Linked DNA regions of Homo sapiens: region 1 is linked to region 2. Evidence: chromatin loops called from intact Hi-C (ENCODE). Cell type or tissue: PC-3. All regions are shown on one strand. Links, peaks and the distances in the headings refer to the core of each region. The heading gives the core; the rest is flanking DNA.

Region 1 (8,436 bases), core at 1,901-6,900, 61 kb before region 2:
CCCAGATCTTTATTGTGACTGTCTAAAGAAGCCCTTCAAGATGAAGTTGGACACTTCTACACTCTGCTCGGAAAAATAACCATGACTGTGACACTGATGTCTATGCCATCACCAAGGACATTCAAACTGCAAACCAGAAAATCCATGATCTGGGATGGCCACTGCAGTCCTCACCCCATCATCTAAAGATGCCTTGACATCTAGAAATCTTCTCAACTGGCTGCCCTGCTACCAAGTTTCAGCAGGGGGCTCAGCTTGTCCTTAATGAAAAAAAGGCCACCAAATGAGAAATTGACTTATATTGTTCAAAGGAAAGAAGAATGTCTCTTTTTCCCTTGAACAAGAGGAGGGACCAAGAAAGACCCTCCCCTTGACCAAATTTTAGATGAGCTCCTCTGAGGCCTCTTTTCAACAAGCTTTGTCCTTGCATCCTGTCTTCAGCCTGCCTAGTCCAATTGTAACAAGAGTCCTGCTAAGTCAGTTTAGGGAAAATCCTCCCACCTTTGATTTCTCCTCTTAGTAATTTTCCATCCACTGACTCTTCTCCTCCCATTCTGCTCACTGGCTAAAAACCTCCAGTGGTTTTTGCTGTATTCAGAGTTGAGCTCAACCATTTCCTGTCTCCTATTGCACAGTCTTGATACCTATTGCAATAATCTTGAATAAATCTTTCTTACTGCCTTAATAAGTGTAAGAAAATCTTTTTCTTTAATACCATTCTACCCTGATATGGTTTGGCTCTGTGTCCCCACCGAAATCTCATCTTGTAGCTCCCATAATTCCCACATGTTGTTGGAGGGACCCAGTGGGAGATGGTTGAATCATGGGGGCACGTCTTTCCCGTGCTGTTTCTTGTGCTGTTCTCGTGGGTCTCAGGAGATCTGATGGTTTTAAAATGTGAGTTTCTCTGCACAAACTCTTTGCCTACTGCCATCCACGTAAGATGTGACCTGCTCCTTCTTGCCTTCCGCCATGATTGTGAGGCCTCCCCAGCCATAAGGAACTATAAGTCTATTAAACCTCTTTCTTTTGTAAATTGCTCAGCCTCAGCTATGTCTTTATCAGGAGCATAAAAACTAATACATATGCTCATTCAAGATGGATTGGATTTACCCTCCTCCCTGAAAAAAAAAAAAAAGCAAAATATATTAAATAGCAATTTTAAGGTACTGGACACCAGGCAATTAAGGATAATGATACTTTGATACTTAAGAGATGAGACATAAATAATGTCATCCATACAGTGGCCAAAATTTACTACTGTGAAAGAGTTTTGAGGCTAAGATATAGGGAGAGGGAACCCTGGTGGAGCCCCAAGGCCTCCCTGAGTTGGGGAGACAGAGTTGAAGGTTGGAAAAACCACAGCAGTGAGAACTCACAAGCAGGTTCCCAGAGAGGAGAGATTTGTGCACACAGAGTTCTAGGGTTTTGCAGAGGGACCTCCTTAAGTATTCTTCTGAGTATTGATTTGTGCATGCATGACAGAAAATTACCCAAGGCCAAAAGAACCACCTGAGTGGATTAGAAGAAACAATGTCTGATACTCGGACACAGCTAGAAATAGTACCTATTCTTACCAGCCACATTTAAGACCATGATTCATGAAGCAATAAATAGAGTACACAGAAGGGTCTTAACTTAGTAGTGGGGAATAATTATGCCTAAACTGAGCACTGCTGTAGTACCACCTAAAAAATCTTAAAAGCAAGACTTTAAGTATTCAAGTGTTGCCAAGTATCTTAACTGTATTGCAGAACAAAGCTGAAGAACACTTATAAGATTGCAAAGAACCCAAGACCCAACAAGATAAAATTATAGTGGCTGGCATCAAATAAAAAATTACTCATCATGAAAAGAAGGAGGTAAACACTAGCCATAATGAAGAGAATAATCAATAAACTGAAATCAAACCAGAACTGACACAGACAGTAGAATAAACAGAAAAGGACATTAAAACAGTTACTATAGCTGTATTCTATATGTTTAAAAGGTCAAATAGAGACATGGAAGATTTAGAAAAGACTCAAATCATCTACAGATGGAAAGTTCAATATTGAGATGAAAAAAACACTATAGGATTAGTAGCAGATTAGCTATTGAAGAAGGGGAAAAAAGTGAAATTGAAATCATAGCAAAAGACGCTACCTAAAAGGAAACTCAGAGGGAAAAAATTCTTTTAATGAACAGAGCGTCAGTGAGCTATGTAGACTAGCCAATGGAATTCACATGAAAAAGCTACTAGAACTATTAGCAAAGTTATAGGCAAAATCAATTGCATTTCTATATATTAGCAATAACCCATTGGCAATTGAAACGGAAAGAAATAATACCTTTTACAATTAGGTCAAAAATATTAAATACTTAAGAATTAATCTGACAAAACTCTGAAAGATCTATATACTGAAAACCATACAACATCGTTGAGAAAAATTAAAGAAGACCTAAACAAATAAAGAAATATACTTTGTTCATGGGAGGAAGACTCAATATTGTTAAGATGTCAGTTCTCCCCAAAATGGTCTATAAATCCAGTGCAATCCCAATCAAAATCTCAGTAGGCTTTTTTTTTTTTTTTTGGAGAAATTGATAAGCTGATTCTAATACTTTTATGGAAATGCAAGGACCTAAAATAGCCAAAACAGTTTTCAAAAAGAAGAACAAAGTTGGAGGCCTAATATGACATTATTTCAAAGCTTATTATAAAGGAACAGTAATCAAACTAGTGCAATTTTGGCATAAAGTTAGAAAAACAGATCAATGAAGCAGAAGAGAGAGTCCAGAAACAGAACTGCACATTTATGTGTTGGTGAATGCCAGGGATTCAGCTTAGGTCTGATTGCTCACCACACAGAAAGCCAATCACTGAGACAACAAGTACTGCCAGGAAGAAAGGCTTTATTGCTGGTGATGCCAGCCAGGATATGGGAGACAAGTCTAAAATCTGTCTCTGTAACCAATAAAGTTAGGAGTTTATGTAGGAGTTGCTCAACAGGCAGTAGGTAGTTGAATCAGGGTTCTGGCACCTTGCTGTTAGGATGCAGCGATCTGGAAATCTTCAGCTTTCTGATACTATCTGGGAGGCCTGACAGCTGGTTTCCTGAGAAATAAACTCAGATAAGACAAATGTAAGTTTCTCAAGCTTTAAAACCTGGAGAGTCCACTTCAATGTTCATTAAAAACAAAAACAAAAACAAAAAACAACAACAAAACTGTAAACAGTTTTTCCCATCAGTTCTATGGGAAAATTGGGTCAGTTTCATTGGCATGACCAACTTTTTACAAAGATGCAAAAGCAAGTCAGTGGAGAAAAGACAGTGATTTCTATCATATCATCACAACAGTGAGGTTGGCACAAGTGGTAATCTATATGCAAAAATTAAAAACCTCAGTCCTTACCTTGCACAATGTATATAAACTAACTCAAAATGGATCATATACCTAAATGCAAAACCTAAAACTAAAACTTCTAAAAGAAAACTCTTGTGACCTTGGGTTAAGTATCTTAAATACTATGCTAAAAGCATGATTTATTAAAATCATAAATTGATACATCTGACTTCATCAAAATTTAAAACACCTGCTCTTCAAAAGACATTGTTAAGAGAGAAAAGTCACAGACTAGAAGAAAATATTTGCAAACCATATCTCTGATAAAGGGCTTGTGTCCAGAACATATAACACACTCTCAAAATTCAATAATAAGAAAACAAACCCAATTTTTAGATAGACAAAATATTCTAACAGACACTCTACCAAAGAAGATATACAAGTTGCAAATAATTACATGAAAATATGCTCGATAATATTTGTTATTATGGTACTGTTACCAGAAAGGGCAGAAAGGGGTCCTGATGCAGACCCCAAGAGAAGGTTCTTGGACCTTGCACAAGAAAGAATTTAGGGCGAGTCCATAAAGTAAGCTGAAACCAAGTTTATTAAGATAGCAAAGGAGTAGGCCAGGCTCAGTGGTTGAAGCCTGTAATCCCAGCACATTGGGAGGCCAAAGCAGGCAGATCACTTAAGGTCAGGAGTTCAAGAACAGCCTGGCCAATATGGCGAAACCTCATTTCTACTAAAACTACAAAAATTAGCCAGGCATGGTGGTGCACACCTGTAGTCCCAGCTACTCGGAAGGCTGAGGCAGGAGAATCGTTTGAACCTGGGAAGCGGAGGTTTCAGTGAGCCAAGATCGCGCCATTGCAGTCCAAACTAGGTGTCACAGTGAGACTCTGTCTCAAAACAAACAAAAAAACAAAACAAAAAACAAAAAACAAAGAAAGTGAAGGAATAAAGGAATGGCTGCTCCATAGACAGAGCAGCAGCATGGGCCGCTCAGCTGCTTATACTTATTGTTACTTCTTGATTTTATGCTAAACAAGGGGTGACTTATTCATGAGTTTTCTAGGAAAGAGGTGGGCAATTCCTGGAACTGAGGGTTCCTCCCCTTTTCAGGCCATATAGGGTAACTTCCTGATGTTGCCATGGCACTGGTAAACTGTTATGGCACTGGTGGGAGTGTCTTTTAGCATGCTAATGCATTATAATTAGCATATAATGAGCAGTAAGGACAACCAGAGGTCACTTTCATCACTATCTTAGTTTTGGTGGGTTTTGGCCAGCTTCTTTACTGCATCCAGTTTTATCAGCAAGGTCTTTGTGACCTGTAACTTGTGCCAACTTCCTATCTCATCTTGTGACTAAGAATGCCTAACCTCCTGGGAATGCAGCCCAGAAGGTCTCAGCTTTATTTTATCTAGCCTCTGCTCAAGATGGAGTCACTCTGGTTCCAATGCCTCTGACAGTAATGTGAGTTAAAACCACAATGGGATACCATTACATGTTTTTGTGTGTTTTTTTTTTTCATTTTTGTTTTGTTTTTTTAGATAGAGTCTCGCTCTGTCACCTAGGCTGGAGTGCAGTGTCGCAATCTCAGCTCACTGCAAGCTCTGCCTCCTGGGTTCAGGCCATTCTCCTGCCTCAGCCGCCTGAGTACCTGGGACTACAGGCATCCACCACCATGCCCGGCTAATTTTTTGTATTTTTAGTATTATTCACCATGTTAGCCAGGATGGTCTCGATCTCCTGACCTCGTGATCTGCCCGCCTCGGCCTCCCAAAGTGCTGGGATTACAGGTGTGAGCCACTGTGCCCGGCCCCATTACATGCTTTTAGAATGGTCAAAATTAAAAAGACTGAACACATCAAGTTTTGACAAGAATGTGAAGGAATTGACACTCTCATATATGGCTGGCAAAAAGGTAAAATAATACAACCATTTTGTAAAATAGTTTGGTAGTTTCTTCAAAATTTAGGTATATACTTATTTTATGACCCTAGATATTTACCTAAGAGAAATGGAAACTTATATCCACACAAAGACTTGTAGATAAATGTTCACAGAAGCTTTGTTTTATTAACCCAAAACAGAAAACAACCCTAATGTCTTTCAGTGGTTGAATGGATAAACAAACTATGGTATATACATACGATGGAATACCACTTGGCAATATAAAGAAATAAATTATTGATCCACAGGAAAACATGGCTGAATCTCAACATAATTATGCTAAGTGGGAGAAGCTGGAGAAAAAAAAGTTCTTTTTTTTTTTCTTTTTTGGGGACGGAGTCTCGCTCTGTTGTCCATGCTGGAGTGCAGTGGCGTGATCTCAGCCCACTGCAACCTCTGTCTCCCAGGTTCAAGCAATTCTCCTGCCTCAGCCTCGCGAGTAGCTGGGATTACAGATGCCCATTACCATGCCTGGCTAATTTTTGTATGTTTAGTAGAGACAGGGTTTCACCACGTTGGCCAGGGTGGTCTCGAACTCCTGACCTCAGGTGATCTGCCCGCCTTGGCCACCCAAAGTGCTGGGATTACAGGCGTGAGCCACCATACTCGGCCAGAGAAAAAGAGTTCTTAATGTATGTTTTCAGTTATTTAAAATTCTAGGAAATGCAAACGAATTGATAGCGGCAGAAATCAGATCAGGGATTGCCTGGGAAAAGGAGAGATGTGGGCAGGAGAGAGGGAGGAATTACCAAGGGGCACAAGGAAACTTTTGTGTGTGATAGCTATGCTCATTTTCTTAATTGTGGTGATGGTTTCGTAGGTGTATATAATATAACCAAACTTGTCAAATCGTACACTTGAAATACATGCACTTAAATATTGTATTTTTATTGTTATGTCAATTATATTTCAGTAACTCTCAAAATACTCACCACTTTGTGCTCAGCACACTAATTCTCCAGTTTGAAAAGTCCCTTGTATGGTTACCAACCTGCCAACCTGGTTATTGGATGAGAAACCCAGTATTCCAGCTCACAGCTTGATTATTGCCTCTTCTAAGTGCCTGTTACAAAAGGTCAGGCATCTTCAAGATGCTAAAATGAGTGAGGAAACTAGACTGGAAGGGATTAGGGAGGGAGGCAACAAGGACCTATGGAAAGGGAGTGGGCCAGAGGTGGGTTAAAGATGAAGTGCTGCTACTTACCGCTGTGTGATCCGAGCAAGCTTCTTAACCCCTCAAAATCTATCACATAGGGGCATTTGGTCATAAGCATCAGAAACTGATTTGAGCTAATTTGAACCACAAAAGAACTTATAAAAGAAATGAGAGTATTCATGAGACAAAAGTTGAATGAATGCTATATATTGCTGCATAACAGACTTAGTGGCTTAAGACAATGATTTTTTATCTCTCATAATTCTGTGGGTTAGCTGGGCAGCTTCCCTCTCTAGTTTTGCCTGGCCTGCTCATGCATTGCATTCAGGGAAAGCAGCTGGGCTAGAAGGTCAAAGACGGTCACACTCACATCTCTGGAAGGTGGTACTGCGCTGCTGTCTGTGGCGTCTTCTTTCTTCTTCATGTGGCGTCTCATCCTCCAATGCAGGTGAGATCTGCTGCTTTCAGGGCCTTTAAAGGACAATGTTCCAAGTGGGTGAAGGCAGAATTTGCCAGACCCCTTGAGTCTGGCCTCTGGAACTCACATACCTCTTCTGGCTCATTTTGTAAGCCAGAGTAATTCACAAGACCATCTTAAATTCTGGGGAGTGAAGAAATAGACTGTGACACCGGGTAGGAAGGATGGCTTAGTCACATGGCAAAAGGTATGCATGCTAAAAAGAGAGGGGTGCGTAGCCACTGTTAAATAAAACTTGGGAGAGACCATTGTTTTGGACTGAATTCCTGCACTGGGCCCCAACAGGCCAACCCAAATGGAGTCACTCATGTTAAGTGCCACGTAATCAAACTAAAACTTTAAAAAGCAGTAAAATCCCAAAACAGGCCAGGTTGCCAAAAAGAAAAAAAAAAAAAGGAGTCCAGTCAACCTGAGTGGCATGATAAAGCAAGTTCCCTCTGTTTTAATCCACACAATGAAAGCAACCTGAAGTAACCAAGATAACCAGAAGTAACCAAGTAAGCGGATATTAACCAATATGCTTTTTGTACTATGCTGTTTCCTTGTTCCTGCTCAAACTACCTTACAGAATCTTACTGTTCTGCCATTCCCAGTGGAGCTCTTGTCTATTTTATCAACTAGGTGCTGCCCAGTTTATGAATTGCTAATAAAAGCCAAGTAAGCTGGGTGCAGTGACTCATGCCTGAAATCCCAACACTTTGGGAGGCTGAGACAGGTGGATCGATTCTGCCTAGGAGTTCAAGACCAGCCTGGGCAATATGGCGAAACCCCATCTCTACAAAAAAATACAAAAATTAGCTGGGCATGGTGGTGGCACATGCCTGTAGTCCCAGCTACTCAGGAGGCTGAGGTAGGAGGATCACTTGGGCCTGGGGAGTCAAGGCTGCAGTGAGCTGAGATCTTGCCACTGCACTCCAGCCTGGGTGACACAGCAAGACCCTGTCTATAGATAGATAGATAGATAGATAGATAGATAGATAGATAGATAGATAATTATTATAACTGATAATTAAATGAAATAATGTATTTGAAATGCCCAATATATAAAAGACACTTATTGAACGGGTACCTACTATTAATGTCATTATGGTTATGAACAGAGATCTCTCAAAAGAAAGTCTCTTGCTCAAGAATACTTGTCATGGTGACCTCTTTGGTGGAGGCTGCAGGGTATGTGACAAGGAACTGAGTTTTGTTGTCAAACTTTTGGGAGAAAGACTCGCTTACTCTTTCCTTTTGTAAGCCCACAAATGCAGCTGGGGTAAGGAATTAAAATGAGATTGTATTTGATTTGCCTTAAAATTCGCGTTTACCTTATAAACGTGTATACTGGACAGTGTCCAGTCAGCAGAACGGAAACTACCCTAGGAATTTCAAGTAGAAGAAAGTTAACCTAGGAAATGGGCTGCAAATGTGTTGAAGAGCTGGAGGAGAATAAAAGGGGAGAGCTGAGATCATTCAGAGACCAGTAACTGCAGGAAGCTACTACTACCGTCCTAAGGCTGGCTGAACAAAA
Region 2 (8,436 bases), core at 2,222-7,221:
CCAGAATCCCCAAGAAGACCTCAGAAAAGTCTTACTCAACAGATAAACATAGAAGTCTATTCTAAAGCTCCAACCCCCTAAAAAAAGAAGAGAGAAAGAAAACCACATGGAGTGTAACGATGCCTGCAGCAGCAGGCTATAGAAGAAAGTCATGGGTTTTTAGCCATAACTATGTAAATATAAGCAAAGTGGCTGAGTGTTTCACGCTTCGGTTAGCTCTACTGTAAAATTTAGGCATAAACATTCTGCTCTGCCTCCTTTGGTGGGTCCTTGTGAAAATCAAATGAGATCACGGGATGTGGCTGTGTTCTGAACGGCAGAGCCCGTGCGCTGTCCAGGGCAGCGACACAGGGCGGGCGTTAAGGACCGGCCTTTGGCATCAACGGCTCATGGGTTCTAGCTGTGCTCCCAATCGTTCCTCCCTCAGACACGCTGCTCTACCCACGCCAGCCGCAGATCCATATATATATATTTTTTTTTCTTTTTTTTTTTTTTTAAGACAGGATCTCGCTCTGTCACCCAGGCTGGAGTGCAATGGTGCAACCAGGGCTCAATGAAGCCTTGAACTCCTGGGCTCAAGGGGATGCTCCTGCCTCAGCCTTCCAAGTGGCTGGGACTACGGGCACATGCCACCACACCCGGTTAACTTTTTTTATTTTTTGTAGAAGTGTGGTCTCACTATGTTGCCCAGGCTGGTCTCCAATTTCCGGGCTCAAGTGATCCTCCCACTTCAGCCTTCCAGTGCAGGGATTACAGACGTGAGCCACCACACCCAGCCAGATTCCTCACTTTTAAAAACGGGATGATGACGATACCCAGGCTGACAGGGTTACTCTAATTATAATTAAACAAGTCAACTGTATCATACCAGGCATGGCAGCTCATGCCCGTAATCCCAGCACTTTGGGAGGCTGAGGCGAGCAGATCACTTGAGCCCAGGAGTTCTAGACCAACCTGGGCAGCAAGGCAGAACCCTATTTCTATTAACAACAACAACAAACAACAACAACAACAGTCAACTGTACCCAAGCACTGAGCATGGTTCCCAGGGCACAATAAATTTGCAAAACATAGTAGTTCTTGTGACTGCACTCTGGCAAGGACCAAACAGGGACTGGCACGTGTAAGAGTCCAAAACGCATTTGCTGAATAAAGCACCGAAGACAAGCTTATCCTGTTTGACAGATTATAATCTTCCTGTGGCCAAGGTCTATTCTCACATTCCACTTACGCTCCTAGCATAAATGCACACTAGGACCTATGCTAAGTGAAATAAGCCAGTCACAAAACAACAAGCACTATGATTCCACTCATAGGAGGTACCTAGAATAGCCAAATTCACTGAGATAGAAAATAGGCAGGAGGTTGCCAGGGGCTGGGGTGGAGGAGGGAAAAGAGGACTTAGTGTTTAATGCAGACAGAGTTTCAGTTTCGCAAGATGAAAAACGTTCTGGAGGTGGATGCTGGTGATGGCTGCGACAACATTAATGCACTGAATGCTACTAAACTGTGTACCTAAAAATGGCTAAAATGGTAAATTTTATGTTAATGTATTTTACCACAATTTTTAAAAGTGAAAAAAAAAAGAAAGTTGGCATTCAGGGAAAATGAGATTAGACTTAGTGGCTGATAATTCACAAACAACAGTCCTTTGAGTCAACTCTAATTCCAACGCTGGTCGGAGCCAGTGTTGGGGGTGGCACCTACTGGAGGACATCCCATTTGGCAGCGTGTAAAGAGCACAGGGAAGAATCCCTGAACTATTTGCTAGAGCTGAACTGCAGTTTCCCAGGATGGGGACTCTGCTTTTTATTTTTAATATCTGCAAGCAGTAACACTGACTCAGAATTTATATTTCCTAATTACAATTGATTTCCACAAAATTCAATGGAGATCATCAGGAAGAGAGGAGAAGATGAAGTAATGTTGGCGAACGAGAGGAGCCATCCTTTTACTCTGGAAGAATGGAAGAACCAACTGGATCTGTTCCTCCCCCTGTGACTCTGCCTGGGCCAACTCCTGTCATTATGTAGCCAAGTCCCTGGAGAATTGGAAATGGCTCAGTCATCTGGCCTAATTAGAACCTGTACTAGATATAAAAAGAAAGAGAAAATATGTGGAAAGGACAAGTACGCTTGGTGGATGGAATGGATCTAGCAATGAGCTTGGGGTCTGAAGGCTGAGGTCAAGTCCTGGCCCAAACACTTGCTGACTGTACGACCCTGCGCAAGCCCCTTCCCTTTCAGAAATGAAGGAACAGGAAGAGATCATCTCTAAGGTCCTATCCAGCCTGCTCAAACTGAGAATCCATTAAAACACTCTGCCAAATTTCTAATAACTTGGGCTAATAAATTAGACTCTGATGAACTACTGCCCTAAAGAAATCTTATCTGTAACCATATATAAAAATGTTATGGGAGGCCAGGCACTGTGGGTCACACCTGTAATTCCAGCACTTTGGGAGGCCAAGGTGGGCGGATCACCTGACGTCAGGAGCTCGAGACCAGCCTGGCCAACATGGTGAATCCCCGTCTCTACTAAAAATACAAAAATTAGCTGGCATGGTGGTGTGCGCCTGTAATCCCAGCTACTCAGGAGGCTGAGGCAGAAGAATCTCTTGAACCTGGGAGGCGGAGGTTACAGTGAGCCGAGATCATCCCACTGCACTCCAGCCTGGGAGACAGAGCGAGACTCTGTCTCAAAAAAAAAAAAAATAAATAAATAAATAAAAAATGTCATGGCCAACTGAGTAAAGAAATGCTGTGATCCTGTCCTCTACCTGAGAACAAAAGTGTCCAAGAAGATGTTGATCAAGATAATTAAAGTATGAAAAACTCCAGGGAGAATAACTCCTAGGACAGAGGAGGGATGCTCCGTGGGGTGGTGAGATGGGTGACCCTAGACCAAAGGACTGCGCGGCCGGTTCCCACGCCTCCCGGAGCCTCCCGCTGACGCTTACCTGCATAGGAAGACACGGGGGAGATCTGCAGAGGGTAGAGCTCGCTCATGCTGACCGGCTGCTCGTCGCTCTCAGTGGTCACCTCTACAACTTGGCAAATGTCTGGCGGATTGGTGACAATCTCTTGATTCTCAATGTTGCTGTCCAGATGGGACTGTCCTACAACTTCAAAGAAAAGACAGCCATCATGCAAAGTCTGCTGACCTCACAATTCTAGCACACTTTCTCAAGAAAGAGTCTTCCCCAAAAGAGCCAGGTCGCCAGGCTCCCATCACCATCTGTCCCCTGCCATGGGGCTGAAGAACACGCCTGAGCTCTGTAGCTCTGGTGTGATGTCTCCCAGGGAGCAGCCGGCCAGCACTTGGCTCCCCAGGTCTATCTCCAGCATGCCTGCCAATGGCACGCACGGTGGCCATGTCCTTTCCAGCTCAGCAGAATTCCACAGTCAACCCCGTCACAGCCGAGGCCACAGGACCAGAGGCGGCATCCAGCCCCAGCCCCAGGGCCAGACATGACAGTACTTTGAACCTGACCGATTTCTGCTCCCTGCTCTTGCTCCAAAAGAAGGCGCTGTGCTTATTTTCTGGGTTCTACAATCCAGGGAGACATTATCAAACCTTACTAAAGAGGAAGGGCCATGAAAATCTACCCAATTGTGTCACATCTAGCTGTGTGAATGTTTGTGTTCAGGTTTTGTATGAACATAAGTTTCCATTTCTCTGGGATAAATGCCCAAGGTCCCCATCTAGCTGGGTGGCGCTCTGCTTACGCTCCCAGCTCTCTTCCTGCTCTACAGGCAACATGTCCAACTGGCTGAAATATCAGCACAATGGAATAGAGTCAGATCTCCAATTCTGGCAAACATTAGTAGCATCAGCTCCCCGGAACACTGATAAGATGGATTCTGACCACCCTGGCTCTGAAAACTGCCTCAAATATTTTTCTTATATTGTTTATTTTGAGATCATTGTAAACTCACATACAGTTGTAAGAAATAATACAGAGAGATCCTGTGTGCCTTTTACTCAACTTCTTCCAATGGTTATAGGCTACAAAGCTAGAATACAATATCGCAACCAGAGTATTGACATAAATAACAATCCACCCATCTTGTTCCGATTTCCTCAGTTTTACTTGCACTCTTTTGTGTGAGTGTGTACCTGCACCAGGACTAAGTGCAATTTTATCACACATAAAGGTTCATGTACCTACCACCACTGTCAAAACACCAAACAGTTCCATCACGACCAATCTCTCTCACGTTACTCTTTGTAACCATAGCCACCTTCCTTCAGTACCTCCCCATCCATCTCTTTGTCCATGACCCCTGGGCAACTATTAATCTGTTCCCCATTTCATTAATTTGTTCATTTCAAGGATGTTATATTAATGGACTCATACAGTAGACTTTTGGGGCTGGCTTTTTTTTTACTCAGCATAATTCACCGCAGAGTCACCCAAGTTGTTGTGTGTATCAGTCATCGGTTCCTTTTCAATTGCCGAGTAGTATTCCACGGTATAGGTGTACCAGTGTGTTTATTCTCCCCTCTGAAGGATGTCTGAGTTGCTACAAGCCTTTGACTATTACAAATAATGCTGCTATGGATGTTTGTGTTCAGGTTTTGTATGAATATAAGTTTCCATTTCTCTGGGATAAATGCCCAAGAATGCAATTGCTGAGTCATATGGTAATTTCATGTTTAATTTTACAAGAAAATTGCCAAACTGCTTCCCGGAGTGACCGTGCCATTTTACATTCCCACCAGCAGTGTCTGAGTGATCAAATTTCTCCACAGCCTCGGCAGCATTTCGTGTCATCACTGTTTATTTATTTTGGCCATTCTCATAGGTAAGTCATGATGTTTCATGGCCATTTTAATTTGAAGGTCCCTAAGGTCCTGCCCTCATTTTGAATGAAACTGACCTCATACCACTGTTAGTTGGATGAAATGTCCCTGAAAATTAGCTTCAATAAATAAAGGTGAAGAAATAATTCCCAAGGTCCTCAAAGCACTTTGCCACCATCATCAACGTTTTACTCATACCTGTATCTGTTATTTTAACATTTTAACCCATAAGGATGACAGAGAAAGCATCGTTATCCTGTTATAGATGAAGAAACTCAGGCACAGAGAGGGAGAGTGACTTGTCCAGACTCGCACAGCTTGGAGTATATGTGGTGCTCTATGTTGCAGTCATTTTCTCACCAATCGGCAAAGTATTCAGGTTAGAACGCATTCCAGTCTCCTTGAGACGCCAGGCGTCATGGAGAGGCTCGTTTTAATCACTCCAAGTATTTTATTTTCTGAAGTATTTTTGTTTATAAACAGGTTCCTGTTTTAATTGCTGTCTGTGGAGTGACAAGCACATTATCTGATTTCTACGCAGGGAAGGTTTTAGAGGGCAGTGGCAATTCATAGGTTCTTTAATAAAGAAAGGAAAGGCACAAAAGAGGCTCAGAAAGGGGATTTGGGGCTGTGATACAAGAGTCCAAAAGCCACAGCATACAGAATGGAAGGGAAACCGGATCCTGTTTAGGTTTTCCTGGTGGGGATAAAATTAAAGAAAAGGCAGGCAGGCTATATATGGCAGGCAGACTCCCAAGCCCATTTATTTCATCCTTTGGATTATCCTACGTGAGGGTGAGGACATCAATTATGCAGGTCACTAGACACAGACTGACGCTGACCTACACCAACCTCTCTCTAGTTTCCTCTGCCTCTTCCAGCCAAGTAAAATAAAATGGCAGGAAAACAAGATAATGGCCTGCCCTATCCTAAGTCCTAAGAAGCAGCTGGTGGGTGGAGGTAGAAACCAAATGGGGTGTGAGAGTTTGAGGAGGGAGGGCGCAGCGATACCTTGCATACTAAGGCAGTGAAGGTCTTAGATAAATGTGACTTAAGTCAAAGCCATTTTAACTTCCAATATTTCAAAACTCATCTCTCCTTTGCACGTTGCTCCTAACAGAAAGAGGGCAAGCCAGCTGGGACTACAAACAATGGCAGCAGCTCAAGTATCCCCCTAGTCAGATCCCTTTGTTCCAACCAGGAATTCTTTCTCTCACTGCTTCTCCCCATGACGTCCTAGTCGGTTATTCAACTAACAGAGATTTATGGAACACCTGCTTGCACCTCCCAGCCTCCCAGGGCTAGAAGGAGCAGCGGAAGATCGATGCAGTCAAGGATCCGGTTTGTAAGAAGTTCATATACATGGCTATAGGCCAGCGACTAACCATCTAGAGAGTCAGTTTAAGGCCGTGAGCACTGAAAAGAAAGAAAAGAAAAAGAAGGGGGCCATACAATGGAAGCTAGAGAAGTGGGGTGTTTTTTCCAGTTTGAGGAATCAAAGGCTTCAATGAGGTAGTGGCACAGGAGTGGGGGTTGAGCAACAGGCAGCATTCACCATGCCCCTGACTTCTGGAGCCCCTTCCTGACCCGCCAGCACAGACTGGCCTCTCTCCCCTGGGTGCCTCTCACTCACTGTCCCCGTCACTCGGCCGAAACTACGATGGGCCGCGACCTTGTGACACTTCTGACCTCAAGTTGCTGGTTAACGCTATATACCCGTATGGAGCTTTGAGTTGGTCAATGGCATCTCTCCTCAACCAAAGTATGAACTTTTTGTGTCCAGTCATGACACATGCTCACAACTCCCACCGGAGAGGCGCTCAGGGACTCTCCCCTGAATAAATGGACATGTGATGGGGCCGAGGCTCACTGACTGGAGCCAGAGTGGAGTCCTGCAGGGGATTGTGACAATCTGCAAATACGGGACGTGACAATTAATGTTTTCTAGAAAAATGTCAAGACTTCTGACAAGTGGACTCTTGAAACCTTTGGGAAGTGATAAAGACAGCCGGCTGTGGGTGCGAGGGCTGGGGCCAGGGAGGAAACGTGTTGGGGTGATGAAAATGTTCTGTCTTGACTATGGTGGTAGTTACATCACTGAGTGCGTCTGTCAACATTTATAGGACCGTGTGCCTTAAAAGGGGTGAATTTTACCGTATTTCACTTAATATACATGACTTGGGGAAAAAAGTAGATAAGCACGTCCATGCAGATTTTAGGTGTATCCTGAATGCGGCTGACCAGGAGAGAAAAGTCAGTCTGTTTTCTGGGCTATGATCTGGATACCAAGTTAATATAATTACGTTATCTCTCAGGCCAAATTCCCCCATAGGAGTGTGTTGCTTTATGCCCTGGTAAGGGACAATGGCTTCTCTCCATCCAGACATCGTGGGTACTTTAGAAACTTTCCAGCTCTCGAGTGAAAGCCCATGAGAGAAGCAGGGAAATCCCAATATCGAAATGCTCTCAGATGAGCATCAACACTCTCACTAACCAGTCTCTATCTGTTTCTCTCTCTCTCTCTCGACATGTGAACTGATTTCCCTGGACCACCAAGCGGCAAAACAGACAGCAACACTGACTCCTGACAGGTGAAAAGACAGGAATAACAAACTTACCTGCTACAGTAAACAGTCAGAAGTGGCACTCCTCTGGGTACCAAAGAGTGTCCTGACTGAATAATGACAAAACCTGTCTTTCTGAGCACTGATCTTTGCCTCTCCCTACCACCTCCCAAGACCTCACAACCCATGAGGAAGGCACAATAGTGATCCCCATTCTAGACATGCTGAAACAACCATACAAGACAGAACTACATGACTAATTCAAGGTCAGACAGACAATCAGCAGCAGAACCGGGATTCAATGTTAGCCTTACCCAACTCCAAATTTCAACTCTTTATAATATGCTCTCCCTAACAGAGAGAGTTAATGAAGTCCAAACTGAGTTACTGAGGGCTTTCTTAGCCCCTCTCAGGATAAAAACTTTTGAATCTCACCTTAGTGAGTCTCCAGGCTCAGAACTAATAGTGACATTTCTTTTCAACAGTTATCTATTGTGTGCCAGGGAAATTCTCAAACAGAAGAACTAGAAATCCACTAAGTTTCTCCAGTTTATTAAAGTCAGCACATCTGAAAAGAGTCACCCACAGGAATGCAATTTTATCTGAATCTAGTTGCTGAGAATTATAACAATATTATTTATGGCTGGTTACTGATGAACCGGTTTGCTTCTTTAAAAGGTCATTCTCACTTTATTAGCAATTGTTGACTTAATGTAGGTCTCCACCTGAGAAAGCAACTTGCTCCCATGCCTCAGAGAAAGTGCTTAAAAGCAGATTATTAGAAACAGAGGGGTCCTTGGAGGTGGTTTGGTCCTACCATTTTACAGTTGAAAAAAGCTGAAACCCAGAGCTCAGGTAAATTGCTAAGGTCACCCAGGTAGCTGCAGAGTCAAGAATGAAACTTACTAGCAGGCATAAAAAATCAGGCCATCAGCAGAGCATCATGCAGGGAAATTTCCCCTGACCCCTCTGAAAGTTTCAGGAGTTAAACTTCACACCAGCCTTGATGACATGGCACAGATGGAGGCTACTTTTCTTAATCAAATATATTTTAATATGATTTTGG

The links. Peaks named below come from ENCODE experiments on the same cell type or tissue, not always from the same donor. Only the 100,000 strongest peaks of a DNase experiment are listed, where the experiment ranks them.
Region 1: a loop joins it to region 2, with 2.9 times the contacts of the local background. A loop is called at or near these places in 10 of 110 quality-filtered maps.

Annotation. Positions count from the first base shown.
Region 1 is chr4:184,335,141-184,343,576 of GRCh38, forward strand. LINC02363 (long intergenic non-protein coding RNA 2363) reads right to left here. Exons shown (of 3, transcript NR_040108.1): 3 at 5,891-6,913. Among named protein-coding and RNA genes, the nearest start is that of LINC02363, 15 kb to the right of the region's middle. In PC-3, for the core only: no CTCF peak of the experiment used is centred there; a DNase peak (open chromatin) is centred at 4,731.
Region 2 is chr4:184,395,956-184,404,391 of GRCh38, forward strand. IRF2 (interferon regulatory factor 2) reads right to left here. Exons shown (of 9, transcript NM_002199.4): 7 at 2,960-3,124. Among named protein-coding and RNA genes, the nearest start is that of LINC02362, 18 kb to the left of the region's middle. In PC-3, for the core only: no CTCF peak of the experiment used is centred there; a DNase peak (open chromatin) is centred at 4,686; H3K27ac peaks cover 1,658 bases.